Linked DNA regions of Homo sapiens: region 2 is linked to region 1. A link is an interaction called in ENCODE POLR2A ChIA-PET data of the cell type or tissue named here. Cell type or tissue: IMR-90. All regions are shown on one strand. Each heading gives the region's core, and the rest is flanking DNA. Links, peaks and the distances in the headings are about the cores only.

Region 1 (6,500 bases), core at 1-2,500:
AAGTCCATAGTGATAGAAAATTACAATCAAATGGGAGAGAATGAATAAATCTTCCTTATAGAAGTATTACAACTAATAAACATAGAAGAAAAGTTGTCTTTAGGCAAATACCCTAGTAATAATTTTGTAGACACACAGCAATAATTTAGCGTCTTCTGAAGTGTGCTAAAATTAGTGGGTGAAAATTCAGAATGAAATAGGATCTTTGCATCATCTAAAATTGTATTTTGTATTTCTTACTTACACAGGGAAATATAGTACCTTTATAGTGGAGAAACCCAGCAGACACCACCTTAATCACGTGGTCAAGGTTAATATCACAGGTAATCAGATGTCTCAATAATCAAAATATCTTGATATGATGTAATTAGAAAGACACAACATTGTTTCTGTAGTATTATTGCCAAAAATGCATTAACCTCATTCTAATCATGAGAAAATGTCAGACAAATGTGAATGAAGTTTATCCTATGAAATAACTTGCCAGTACTCTTGAAATGTGTCAAAGTTATGAAATACAAGGAAAGCCCGATAAACTCAAATTGGAGGAGACTAAAAAGAATTAATAATTACTTGTAAGGTGGGATCCTACATAAGTTCCTTTAACTGAAAAAGAACAATACTGGAAAAAGTGGTGAAATTTGAATAGGGTCTACAGTTTAGTTAATACTATTATATCAGTGTTAGTTTACTGGTTTCAATAATTTTAATATAATTATTATAAAATGTTACACATAATTGTATCATGATAACTGACTCGGAGCTTGTAGATGGGGCAGACTGAAGCAATTTAAAACCTTTAGGTGGGGAGGGGTGAAAACAGAGTGGGAGTAAGAGAATAAAAGTGACAAGCCTTAAACATAACACTTTTCTAGTAATATGACCGTGCAAATCAAAATGAAGGAATCTAATGCAAAGATAGCCAAGGCAAACAGATTTTGTTGTTTAGCTCTCCCTTCTCGCTTTCTAACAGAATTGATTTTTGTTTGGGTAATCCACTCTTCTCTATATAGCTGTGCATTTAGCTAAACCAAACGTGCTTATCTGAATCCTTTTTAGTGATTTATTAAAGAATATATTTGATCCAATATTTACTTATTATGTATCTTCTGAGGAACTTTGGAGAAATTTTTTTTTCACTGATTAAAAAAATGCCAGTAGGAAGTGGCTTCTCTTGTTCTGGTGGATATTACTTGGTCTGCATGGGACATCTGGAACTGCTTAGTCATTTTGTAACCATAAGGAGAGCTTGCCATGGCCAAATCTGGCATGTTTAGTATGGCAGAAACACAAAAGAAAAAGAGCAAATTCTGATAATGTTATTGAGCAAGTGAATTAATTTATTCTAGAGATTTCCTACTTGGGAACATGATACGTAAGATAATAAATTTTCCTTCTGGTTTAAGTCGATTGAGACAAGGTTTTATGTTGCTTGAAACTGAAAGCATCCTAGCTAGTAGCAACACCTAACAAAATCATGAAGTGGAACATTTATTTAGTCTTGATAAAATTAGTTTTATAGAATAGTGTGACAGAGGCTTTAGAATGGGTATTTTGAAGATGTTTGAAAAAACAAATTTATTTTAAAAGACTTTTTTTTTTTTTGAGACCAAGTGTCGCTCTGCTGCCCAGGCTGGAGTGCAGTGGCGTGATCTCAGCTCACTGCAATCTCCTCTTATCGGATTCAAGAGATTCTCCTGCCTTAGCCTCCTGAGCAGCTGGGATTACAGACACTCATCAACATGCCTGGCTAATTTTTTGTATTTTTAGTAGAGACAGGGTTTCGCCATGTTGGCCAGGCTGGCCTTGAACTTCTAACCTCAAGTGATCTGCCTGCCTTGGCCTCCCAAAGTGCTAGGATTACAGGTGTGAGCCACCATGCCCTACCAATTTTTGTGTTTTTAGTAGAGACCGGGTTTCACCATGTTGTCCAGGCTGGCCCTGAACTCCTGGGCTCAAGCAATCCACCAGCCTCAGCCTCCCAAAGTGCTGGGATTGCAGGAGTGAGCCACCTCACCCTGCCATTTTTTTTTTTTTTTTGAGATAAGTTCTCACTGTTGCAAAGGCTGGAGTTCAGTGGCTTTGAACTCCTAGGCTTAAGCCATCTTCCTGTGCCACAAGTAGCTAGGACTACAGGTGCCTGCCACCATGCTAATTTTTTTTTTTTTTTAAGAAATGGGATCTTGCTATGTTGCCCAGGCTGGTCTTGAGCTCTTGGTCTCAAGACATTCTCCCGCCTGGGCCTCCCAAAGCACTGGAATTACAGGTGTGGGCCACCATGCCTGGTTAAAAAGAGCAAGGAACTTTAAAACAAAAATAGGAACAAATGAACCAAAATTAGGTTATGAAATTGAATTAATTACAGATTCCATATTGGATTAAATATAATAATTTCAACACAATTTCTGCAAGTAGGATAACTCTTAACTGGCTAGAGTCAGTGAGAATGAACTGAAAGACAGTTGAAAAATTAACCCAGAAAGACTAAGAGGTAAAAATTATGAAGCATGGATAAGAAATGTAGAGGAGAGATCAAAGGACTCTACCATATGTCACATAGAAGTTTGTGATAAAAAGAATGAAGGAATATAAATAAGTAATATCTGAATAGGTTATAGCTGAAAAATCTCCAGAATGGAGAAAAACAGAAGTCTTTGGAAAAGCATGTACACTGAATGCTGTGCAGGATAAAAAAGCTAAATATGCTAAATCCACAACACGACATAGGTTTTTGCTTTGTTTTGTTTTTGAGATGAGGTCTCACTCTGTCGCCCAGGCTGGAGTGCAGTGGCAGAGTCATGGATCACTGTAGCCTCAACCTCTTGAGCTCAAGTGATCCTTCCACCTCAGCCTCCCAAGTAGCTTGGACTACAGGTATGCACCACCATGCCCAGCTAATGTATTTTTTATTTTTATTTTTGTAGAAACAAGGTATTACCATGTTGTCCAGGCTGCTCTCAGACTCCTGGCCTCAAGTGATCCTCTTGCCTTGGCCTCCCAAAATCCTAGGATTACAGGCATAAGCCACTATGCTCAGCATACATAGTTTAGTGAAACTACAACACATTAAAGAGAAAGTATTCAAAGATACCAAGAGAAAGGATAGTAACTTAAGGACAGTAATTATATATCTCATCAGAAACAATAGACATTGGTGCTGGGGGTAAAAAGGATAATCAATCTTGAATCACATAACCAGCTAAAGTATTACTCAAGAATAAGGACAAAATAAATGTTGTAGCCTGGGCAGCAAAGTGAGACCCTGTCTCTACAAAAATAAAAATTAAAAAAAAAATTAGCTGAATATGGTGGGACATACCTGTAGTCCCAGCTAATTGAGAGGCTAAGGCAGAGGATTGGTTATACCTGGAGTTCAAGGTTGCAGCTAACTATTCACTATATTCTATGAAGCCTGGGTGACAGTGAGTGACCATCTTTAAATAAATAAATAAATAAACTTTCTGACATATAAAAAACTAAAAATCTTTCCCACCCATACACATTCCCTAAAATAAGAGTTAACAGATATAACTTCAACCAGAGGAAAAGTTAATCCAGGGGAGGATAGGGTTAAGGAATCAGCCGTGAGCACATAAATTTATTTAAAATCAGTTATGGAAAGAAGAATGTAAAGACATTTAGAAAGAAAAAGTGTTTCTTGAAGAGATGTCACAGGGATATCGTACTTCAGAGCAACTCTCTAGTCAATTAAAAAATACAATATATGTTTAAAGGAAAATTACCTGCAAGGTTACAAAGTTTGTATTAGCCTATTCATAGTGGGAAAAAAAACAGCAATTTTTTCACATTGATATCATATGCACAAAAGTGCATATCTTCAGACATTAGTATTGCAAAAGTAAGTAATAAACATCTGGTAGAAAGTTAACTTACGAGAGAAATACTCGTGGGTTTTTTTTTTTTTTTTTTTTGATACGGAATTTTGCTCTTGTCTCCCAGGCTGGAGGGCAATGGCACGATCTTGGCCCACTGCAACCTCCCATCTCCCAGTTTCAAGCGATTCTCCCACCTAGGCCTCCGGAGTATCTGGGATTACAGGCATGTGCCACCAAGTCCGGCTAATTTTGTATTTTTAGTAGAGATGGGGTTTCACCATGTTAGCCAGGCTGGTCTCGAACTCCTCACCTCAGGTAATCTACCCCACCTTGGCCTCCCAAAGTGCTGAGATTACAGGCATGAGCCACTGCGCCTGGCCAGGTTTTTTTTAAAAAAATATATAAGACAAGATTTCCCTTATTTTTAGCTTATATTTGGGTCAAAGTGTTTTCTGGTTGTTCTTTGACTGTGGAACATGATATTCATACTTAGTATAATGATCGCAAGCAAAGGGTTGTGTTTGCTTCAGGACAGTTGCATATTACAAAGAAGCCAATGTTTTTGGCTTTTCTGTTAAAAAAAAAAATTTTTTTAGCAGGCCGGGCACGGTGACTCACGCCTGTAATCCCAGCACTTTGGGAGGCCAAGGTGGGCGGATCACGAGGTCAGGAGTTCTAGACCAGTCTGACCAATATGGTGAAACCCCATCTCTACTAAAAAATACAAAAATTAGCCAGGCGTGGTGGCACGTGCTTGTAGTCCCAGCTACTCTGGAGGCTGAGGCAGAGAATTGCTTGAACCCAGGAGGCAGAGGTTACAGTGAGCTGAGATCAAGCCACTGCACTCCAGCCTGGGCGACAGAGTGAGACTCTGTCTCAAAAAAAAAAAAAAGTTTAGCAAGTAGACAAAAAGTATCTTAAAGATAATAGAAAAAGTTCTAAATATTTTTAAAAATTTTAAATGTGCCAATTTAAATTATAAATTTCTGTCTGTAGAAAAAGAAGACATCTTTAGACAGAGTTAGAAGGCAACCCACAGAGTGGGAGAAAGTATGGTAACTATCCAACAAAGAATTCACATCTCAAATACATAAAGAGCTCTCCTAAAATCAACAATTAGAAGACATTCATCCTAATTTAAAATTATAGGCCGGACATAATGGCTCACGCCTGCAGAACAGCACTCTGGGAGGCCGAGGCAGGCGGATCACTTGAGGTCAGGATTTCGAGACTTGCCTGGCCAACATGGCAAAACCCCGTCTCTACTAAAAATACAAAAATTAGCTGGGCATGGTGGTGTGTGCCTGTAATCCCAGCTACTCGGGAGGCTGAGGCAGAATCGCTTAAACCCAGGAGGCAGATTTTGCAGTGAGCTGAGATCGAGACACTGCATCCAGCCTAGGAGACAGAGTGAGACTCTGTCTCAAAAAAAAAAAAAAAAAATATTACATTGGTGGGCAGGCACGGTGGCTCACACCTGTAATCCCAGCACTTTGGGAGGCTGAGACAGATGGATCAATTGAGGTCAGGAGTTTGAGACCAACCTGGCCAATGTGGTGAAACCCTGTCTCTACTAAAAATACAAAAATTAGCCAGGCATGGTGCCTGTAGTTCCAGCTACTCGGGAGGCTGAATCAGGAGAATCACTTGAACCTGGGAGGTGGAGGTTGCCGTGAGCCGAGCTTGCACCACTGCACTCCAGCCTGGGTGACAGAGCAAGACTGTCTCAAAAAATAATAAATAAATAAATAAATAAAATTTAAAAATTTATATTGGTTAGAAGACTTAAGAACCCAGGCACAGTAGGTGACGCCTGTAATCCCAGTGATGTGGGAGGATTGTTAGAGCCCAATAGTTTGAGGCTGCAGTGATCTCACCACTGCACTCTAGCCTCTAGCCTGGGTGACAGAGTGAGACCCTATTTCTTAAAAAAACAAACCAAACAAACAAAAAAAGACTCTTCATGTTAGAGAATAAATATCCTGAAAATGTTTTAAATATCTCTTCATATTAGAGAATAAATATTTTGAAAATGTTTTAAAGGAAAGAGAGGACTTCTAGTTTCAGACTAAGATGGAGTAGACACACTCCTCTCTATTCCTCCTGTTAATTGTAGCTTAAAACTTTGCACATTATATGTAATATACATGTTAGGAAATATCTGAAAAGTGGAGCGAAGGCAGCAGACTGCCTAGGGACTTTGGGACACAAAGAGGGACACAGCAGTTTTCTTTTTGCCTTATACGTACCAGACTGGATGCTAGAGAAGATCATAACCTTGAAAACACCAATGGAAGATAAAAGTTTCCCAAAACTTTGCTCTATCAAAAGGATGAGGAAAGAGGCAACACAGTAAGACAGAAAACTTTTCAACTATAACCACCCTACTGCAGCTAAACACCATGGAAAAAATACCACCCTACCACCACCCCTGTCCAAAAAGGCCAAAAGTAGTGGACCTCAGCTTCCACCCTTGTTGAGCTATAACATGGTGTCCTGCCCCTGGGGTGATCAGAGAAGACTGAGTTGGGAGTCAGGACTTTCCTCCCTGCCAGCAGTAAGAAGGCCATGTGGTGGTTCTGAACTTACATACCCACCCAGTAGTAAAGAGGCAACCCTGTTCATTAGAGGAAGCCATGTCAGAACTTTCACCACCATCCAGAG
Region 2 (6,153 bases), core at 3,478-5,977, 460 kb after region 1:
TATATATTTTCATTAGGGCTCATTTTCTCCATTTATAAGATGAGGATAATCATTCCTATCTTGCGGAATCATTATATGCATTAAGTAACATAATGTGTTGGAATATATAGTCATATATATACATATATAGCTTAATACAGTTCATAACACATAATAAGTATTCCATAAATGGAGCTGCTGCTGCCAGGAGCAGCAGCATCACTATTCATCCAATACAAGGTGATTGTGTCTGCCTTTGAGCCAGATGCCGTGCTCAGGATACAAAAACAAGGCAATGGGCCAGGTTCAATGGCTCACACCTGTAATCCCAGGAGTTTGGGAGGCCGAGGTGTGCAGATCACTTGAGGTCAGGAGTTGGAGACCAGCCTGGCCAACATGGCAAAACCCATCTCTACTAAGAATATAAAATATTAGCTGGACATGGTGGCACACGCCTGTAATCCCAGCTACTCAGGAGGCTGAGGCAGGAGAATCTCTTGAACCCGGGAGGTGGAGGTTGCAGTGAGCTGAGATCATGCCACTGCACTCCAGGCTGGGTGACAGAGTGAGACTCCATCTCAAAACAAAATAAAAAACAAACAAACCATCAAAAAAACAAGGCAATGGTTTTTGCCTCCACAGAGCTTACAGTCTAGTTCCTTCCTGTACTGAAGACAGATGTGGAAGCTAACCATTATTTTAAAAATAGAATACATACAGAGAGAAGTGTCAACCTAGTTGGAGGTTTCACATCTTGAGTGAAGGATTAGGGTAGATGCAGAGAAGAGGTGATGCTTGAGATGAGTTTTGAAGGCTGAGTAAGAGTTTGTTGAGGAAAGGGCCATTCCAAGGAGCAGGAAGGAGTATGAACAAGGGAACAGAAGCCAGAGAGTGTGGGCAACACTTGCAGAGGGCAAATAATTTGGTGCAGCAGAAGCACAGGATCGTGAGAGAGGAGAGGATCCTGGAAAGATGGGCCAGGGTCACATTGTAAGAAGCTTTATATGCCAATTTGAGTAAGTTTGACTTCATCTATTGGCAATGAAGAGCTTTTAAGGGACTTTTGTTTTACAATAATGTGTGGTAAGGAAGGGAGTGACATGGTAAGATTTGCTTTTGGACATACTGCTCTAGCATTGGTGTGGAGGGGAGAAAAGAGGCAGAGGAACCAGATAGGAGGTGGTCACCACATTAGTCAAGATGACAAACTATAAAGACTAGAACTGAGTCAGTGGTGGGGGCATGGGTGGACTTGGTAAATAGAAGATAGTGTCAGTTGACATCTGTGATGCTTTGTAACTGCTGGGTATTTCTTGAACACCCTTTCTATCATTAGGGAATTTCCCAATTACAGTCCGTCCTCCTCAAGGAAGAAGTGAGAAACTCATTTTCTCACCCCTGGCAGGAGGGTGCAAGTGTGTGACCTGAGCTCTGCCCATCAGACACCATCAGGACTTTGATTTGGAAGAGAAGGATGTGAAGAAGATATTGCATGGAATTCATTCTGAACAAGGATGGTAGTGAGACACTACCATCCTTGTGAGTGTGAGTTTTGAGGCACAATAGTCTTAGCAGTCACTTTTCACCCCAGAGTTGGCATGCAGTCTGTGGCAGCAGCAGGATTTCTGCTGGATAGCCTGGCAGGGTGACTTCGGCATTGTTCCTCTCTGGAAAGTATCCAAGTCAGGCCCTTGGACTTTCCTGAAGATTCTACATGCTACCTAATAAATTAATACATTTCTTTTTTTTTCTTAAGTTAGCTAGAATGACTTTTGTTTTCTGCAACTTAGAACATGATCTGATACAAGTAGAAATGATGGCATTTGGAGATAAACTGGGAGTAAGGAAGAGGGTGAAATTTAGAACATCCATATCTTTCTCAGGTACCTAGGTGCATGATAGCGCTGCTAAGTAAGCTTGGGAATGAGTGGGAAAGAGCAGCTTAGGAGAGAGAATGGGAGCAGCTTAGGGGAGAGCGTGGGAAAACTCAGTTTTCGAAATACTGAGTTTGAATTTCTTTGGGAACATATGAGTCAAAGGTGGTGAAAAATACGAACCTTGATATCTGCAAGGAGGGCTAAAATCAGATTTTGGACTTGTCAGAATATATTTACCTATTAATTAACATTAATTGAGTACTTATAATGGTCCAGACACTGAGGAAACAACAGTAAGACAAGATCCCTGCTTACATAAAACTTACGATCTAATGGGATAAATCAGAAATAAGTAAACAATTTAAAAGAATGATCTGGAGAGTGATAAGTGCTACCAAACAAACAAGCGGAGCCGAATAAAGAGATAAAGGGTGATGGTTAAAACAGCTGTTTTAGAAAGAGTGTCCATGGGAATCCCTCTCTGAGGAGGTGACATTTAAACAGAATTAGGGAGTGAGCCCTGCCAAGTTTTGAGGACATGGGAAAACATTCTAAGCAAAGGGAACAGCAAATGCAAAGAGAAAAATAAGCTGAGGGTGTTTAAGGAAGAGCAAGAAGGCTAATGTGGCCAGAGTGGAGTAAGAGGATAGTGGTAGAAGATAATCTTGGAGAAGTGGGCAGGGACCGGATGACACAGAGTCTATATAGTTGATTAGCATGAGAAATTTTCATTTCATTCTAAGTGTCGTAAGAAGCCATAAGGGGGCTCTGAGCAGGAACAGAAATGAGGTGACTTATTCTTTTAACTCTCACAGCTGCCTTGTGGTGTCTTTGGGGGTCGCAAGAGTGGAAGAAGGTAGATCAGTCAGGAAGCTAGTACCTTAATCTGGGCAGAAGATGATGGTGGCTTAGACTCAGAAGGTGATGAAAACAGTGGTGTGGTGAGAAATCATTGAATGCCAAATATCTTTAGAAGGTGCAACCAACAGGATTGCCAATGGAATTACTGTGAGTGTTAGAAAGAGAGAAATCTAGGATGACTCCCAAGTTTTGGCCTAAGAACTAGGTGACCAGTGGTGTGATTTAATGAGGTGGGTGAGGGCAGGACTGGGGCTTGGTAGTGGAAATCAAATATTTTGGCTTGAATATTAATTGAAAATGACTATGAGACACCAAAATTGAAAAGCTAGGACTAGAGTTATCAATTTGGAAATCATTAATTCAGAAACAGTATTCAGACACAGAACCAGGTGAGGTCACTGGAGGACAGGATGGGAACACCTGTCCACAGGACTGGATGAAGTCTCCAGACAGTAAATGTGGATAGAGAAGAAGACTTAGGACTGAGACTTTTGGTCATGCCCATGGGTAGCATTTGAATAGATGAGAGGGAACTAATTTCTATTAATGAATAAAAGAATACCAAGTCTCCTGGTATTCTTTTACTCATTGATAAAAACTAGCTCTTTCTGTGGAGACTGTGGTGTTTCACGAGTCAAAAAAAAAAAGTAGTTTCAAAACAGAAGGAGTAACCAATCATTTCTTTTTTTTTTTTGAGGCGGAATCTCACTCTGTCACCCAGGCTGGAGTGCAGTGGTGCGATCTCAGCTCACTGCAACCTCTACCCTCCGAGTTCAAGCGATTCTCCTGCCTCAGCCTCCCAAGTAGCTGGATTACAGGTGCCTGCCACTGCACCAGGTTAATTTTTTGTATTTTTAGTAGAGATGGGGTTTTACCATCTTGGCCAGGCTGATCTTGAACTCCTGACCTCGTGATCCACCTGCCTCGGCCTGCCAAAGTGCTAGGAGTACAGGCATGAGCCACCGCGCCCAGCCAGGAGTAACCAATCATTTCTTATCTTGCTAAGAGATTGAGTAAAGAAAGATTCTAAGAACTGACCACTGGAACGTGGAGGTTGCTGCTGGGACCTTGACAAGTGCAGTTTAGATGGCGTGGTAGGGATGACAGACTAATTAGAGTGGTTTCAAGAATGAGTAGAGCCGGGTGTGGTGGCTCGCTCCTGTAATCCCAGCACTTTGGGAGGCCAAGGCGGGTGGATCACGAGGTCAGGAGTTCAAGACCAGCCTGGCCAACATGGTGAAACCCCATCTCTACTCAAAATACAAAAATTAGCCAGGTGTGGTCGTGGGCACCTGTAATCCCAGCTACTCGGGAGGCTGAACCAAGACAGTGGCTTGAACCCGGGAAGTGGAGGTTGCAGTGAGCTGAGATCATGCCACTGCACTCCAGCCTGGGCAACGGAGCGAGACTCCATCTCAAAAAAAAAAGTGAGTAGAAAGTATAAGAGTGGGGTTGGTGAGAACAGAGCTTTAACAAGAGGCAGTGCAATGGGTGGAGACAAATGGTGAAGGCAGTATCTGAAATAGGGAGCACAGTTGAGATTGCCCAGAGAAAATGTGTAGATTGCAATGAGAAGAGAGTTGGAGATAGAACCTTAGGAAACATCAAGAAATGGAGACAATTTCCTCAGAAGATAGATTGAGATAGGAGAAGCAGGAAAGTACCACGGCCCAGAAACCAAGAGAGGAGAGGTTGTAAGGAGGAGGTGGTGAGCAAAGTCATACGTTGCAGGTAGCCCAGATAAAAAGGACTTCTGGAGTTAGCTGTTAAGAAGTTCTTGGTGATCTTAACAGAGGTAATTTCAATGGTGGCAAAGGTAGAGGCCAGGGTGTGTTCTATGGGGAAGGAACAGAGGTGAGGAAAGGAAAGAATAAACTCAGGCCACTATTTGAGAAGGAAGAAGAGAAAACTGCTATAAGGAGCCACAGTTGAGGTAAATTTTATTTTTCAGGAAGAGGTATTTCAGCATAAACATATGTGAGAGGAAGGAGCAGATGGAAGTGCAGGAGTAAAGGGTGATGGTGGATGGAAGAGGGAGGGTTTAGAGCACAGGCTGGAGGACTCACCCTGAAGGAGGGACAACCCTTTCAAGGTAAGAGGAAGGAGGCAAAGGTGGAAAGAGATGCACATAATGGTCCAAGAGGCAGGAAGTGCTTACTTGATGGCCTCTATGTTCTCCCTGAAGTAGGAGGCAAGATTCAGTGATGGTGGTGGGTGCTGGGGTGGGGGATGGCAGTGGGGATGGGGTGGGGGTAATAAGAAGGATGTGGAAAAGAGAGCTGCAAGGGTGCTACCTCAGTGTGTTCACAAATACCATTATCTACCTAACGTTTTGGTGTTTGTCTCTCTGTCCCAGCAAACCTCCCAATTCCGTCTCCCTCCCTTTTCCTTCCCCCATAAATCCCTTCTCAAATCCCACCTGCAGCTGTGGGGAAGCTTCCTGTCATGGGTGAGTTATGGAAGAAACCTTTATCTTTCCTCTCTGGCACAAGTTTTTCCCCAGGAGGCCTGTACTGAGCCCATCACAAGCAAAACTTAGAAAATAGAAAAAGCAGAAAACCAAGGCAAGACATTTTAAAGACAAGTACATTGCAATGAATTATAAATTTAAAAATTATAAGTTGAATGGTTGCTGAGCATTGTGGCACACACCTGTAATCCCAGCTATTCAGGAGGCTGAGGCACGAGAATCGCTTGAACCCGGGAGGTGAAGGTTGCAGTGAGCCGAGATTGTGCCACTGCACTCCAGCCTGGGCAACAGGGCGAGACTCTGTCTCAAAAATGAAATAAAATAAAAATGATAAGTTGAATGAGTACTTAATAGATATGTGCTACCTATTTTAGTATTGAAACTTCTGTGAGGCAGCAGTTGTTTTCGTTTTGTGTCTCCTTAGAAGGTAGTTTAGAGAAGTGACCTTGGAACTCCACTTCTTGGGCCCAGATTAGAGATAAGTAATCTTGGGCTAGCTACTAAATCTCTCAGTGCCTTAGTGTCCTCATCTGTGAAATGGGAATTGTAACAGCACTGCCCTCTTAGGACTATTGTGGAGATTAAATGACTGAATGTGTGTAAAGCCCTTAGAATGGTGCTTGTGTTGAAAGCAGTCAATAACTGATAGCTGTTAGAGTTACAAGTTCTGTAAGAGTGCAGGCACATTTTGGACCCCACAAAGGAAATGCTCAAGAGACTAAAATACTCTTTTAAAATGTTGTAGGGAGAGTAGAATATCGTATTGTGGTGAAAGTGGGGTGCTGGATCTAGCACCTAATCTTGGATTCTTTTTTTATTCTATGAAAAAGTCCCTCTGCTGCATGGGAGTGCAACGTGTTGACCTAAGGACAAAGTGTGAGGCTGGTGAACAGGGAACTTCTCAGTTCCCATTCAGTGCCATCTCTTTTCTTGAGAGGTTTATTCTTGTTGCAGATGCCCCGTGTT

Evidence for each region. Peaks named below come from ENCODE experiments on the same cell type or tissue, not always from the same donor. Only the 100,000 strongest peaks of a DNase experiment are listed, where the experiment ranks them.
Region 2: POLR2A ChIA-PET joins it to region 1 with 6 read pairs; 2 of 35 experiments call an interaction of 5 or more read pairs at or near these places.

Annotation. Positions count from the first base shown.
Region 1 is chr5:65,501,890-65,508,389 of GRCh38, reverse strand. It overlaps a transcript of CENPK not described here. Among named protein-coding and RNA genes, the nearest start is that of ADAMTS6, 23 kb to the right of the region's middle. In IMR-90, for the core only: no CTCF peak of the experiment used is centred there; a DNase peak (open chromatin) is centred at 1,229.
Region 2 is chr5:65,043,613-65,049,765 of GRCh38, reverse strand. No RefSeq gene overlaps it. Among named protein-coding and RNA genes, the nearest start is that of CWC27, 280 kb to the right of the region's middle. RefSeq lists enhancers at 5,474-5,583, 6,064-6,153. In IMR-90, for the core only: no CTCF peak of the experiment used is centred there; no DNase peak of the experiment used is centred there.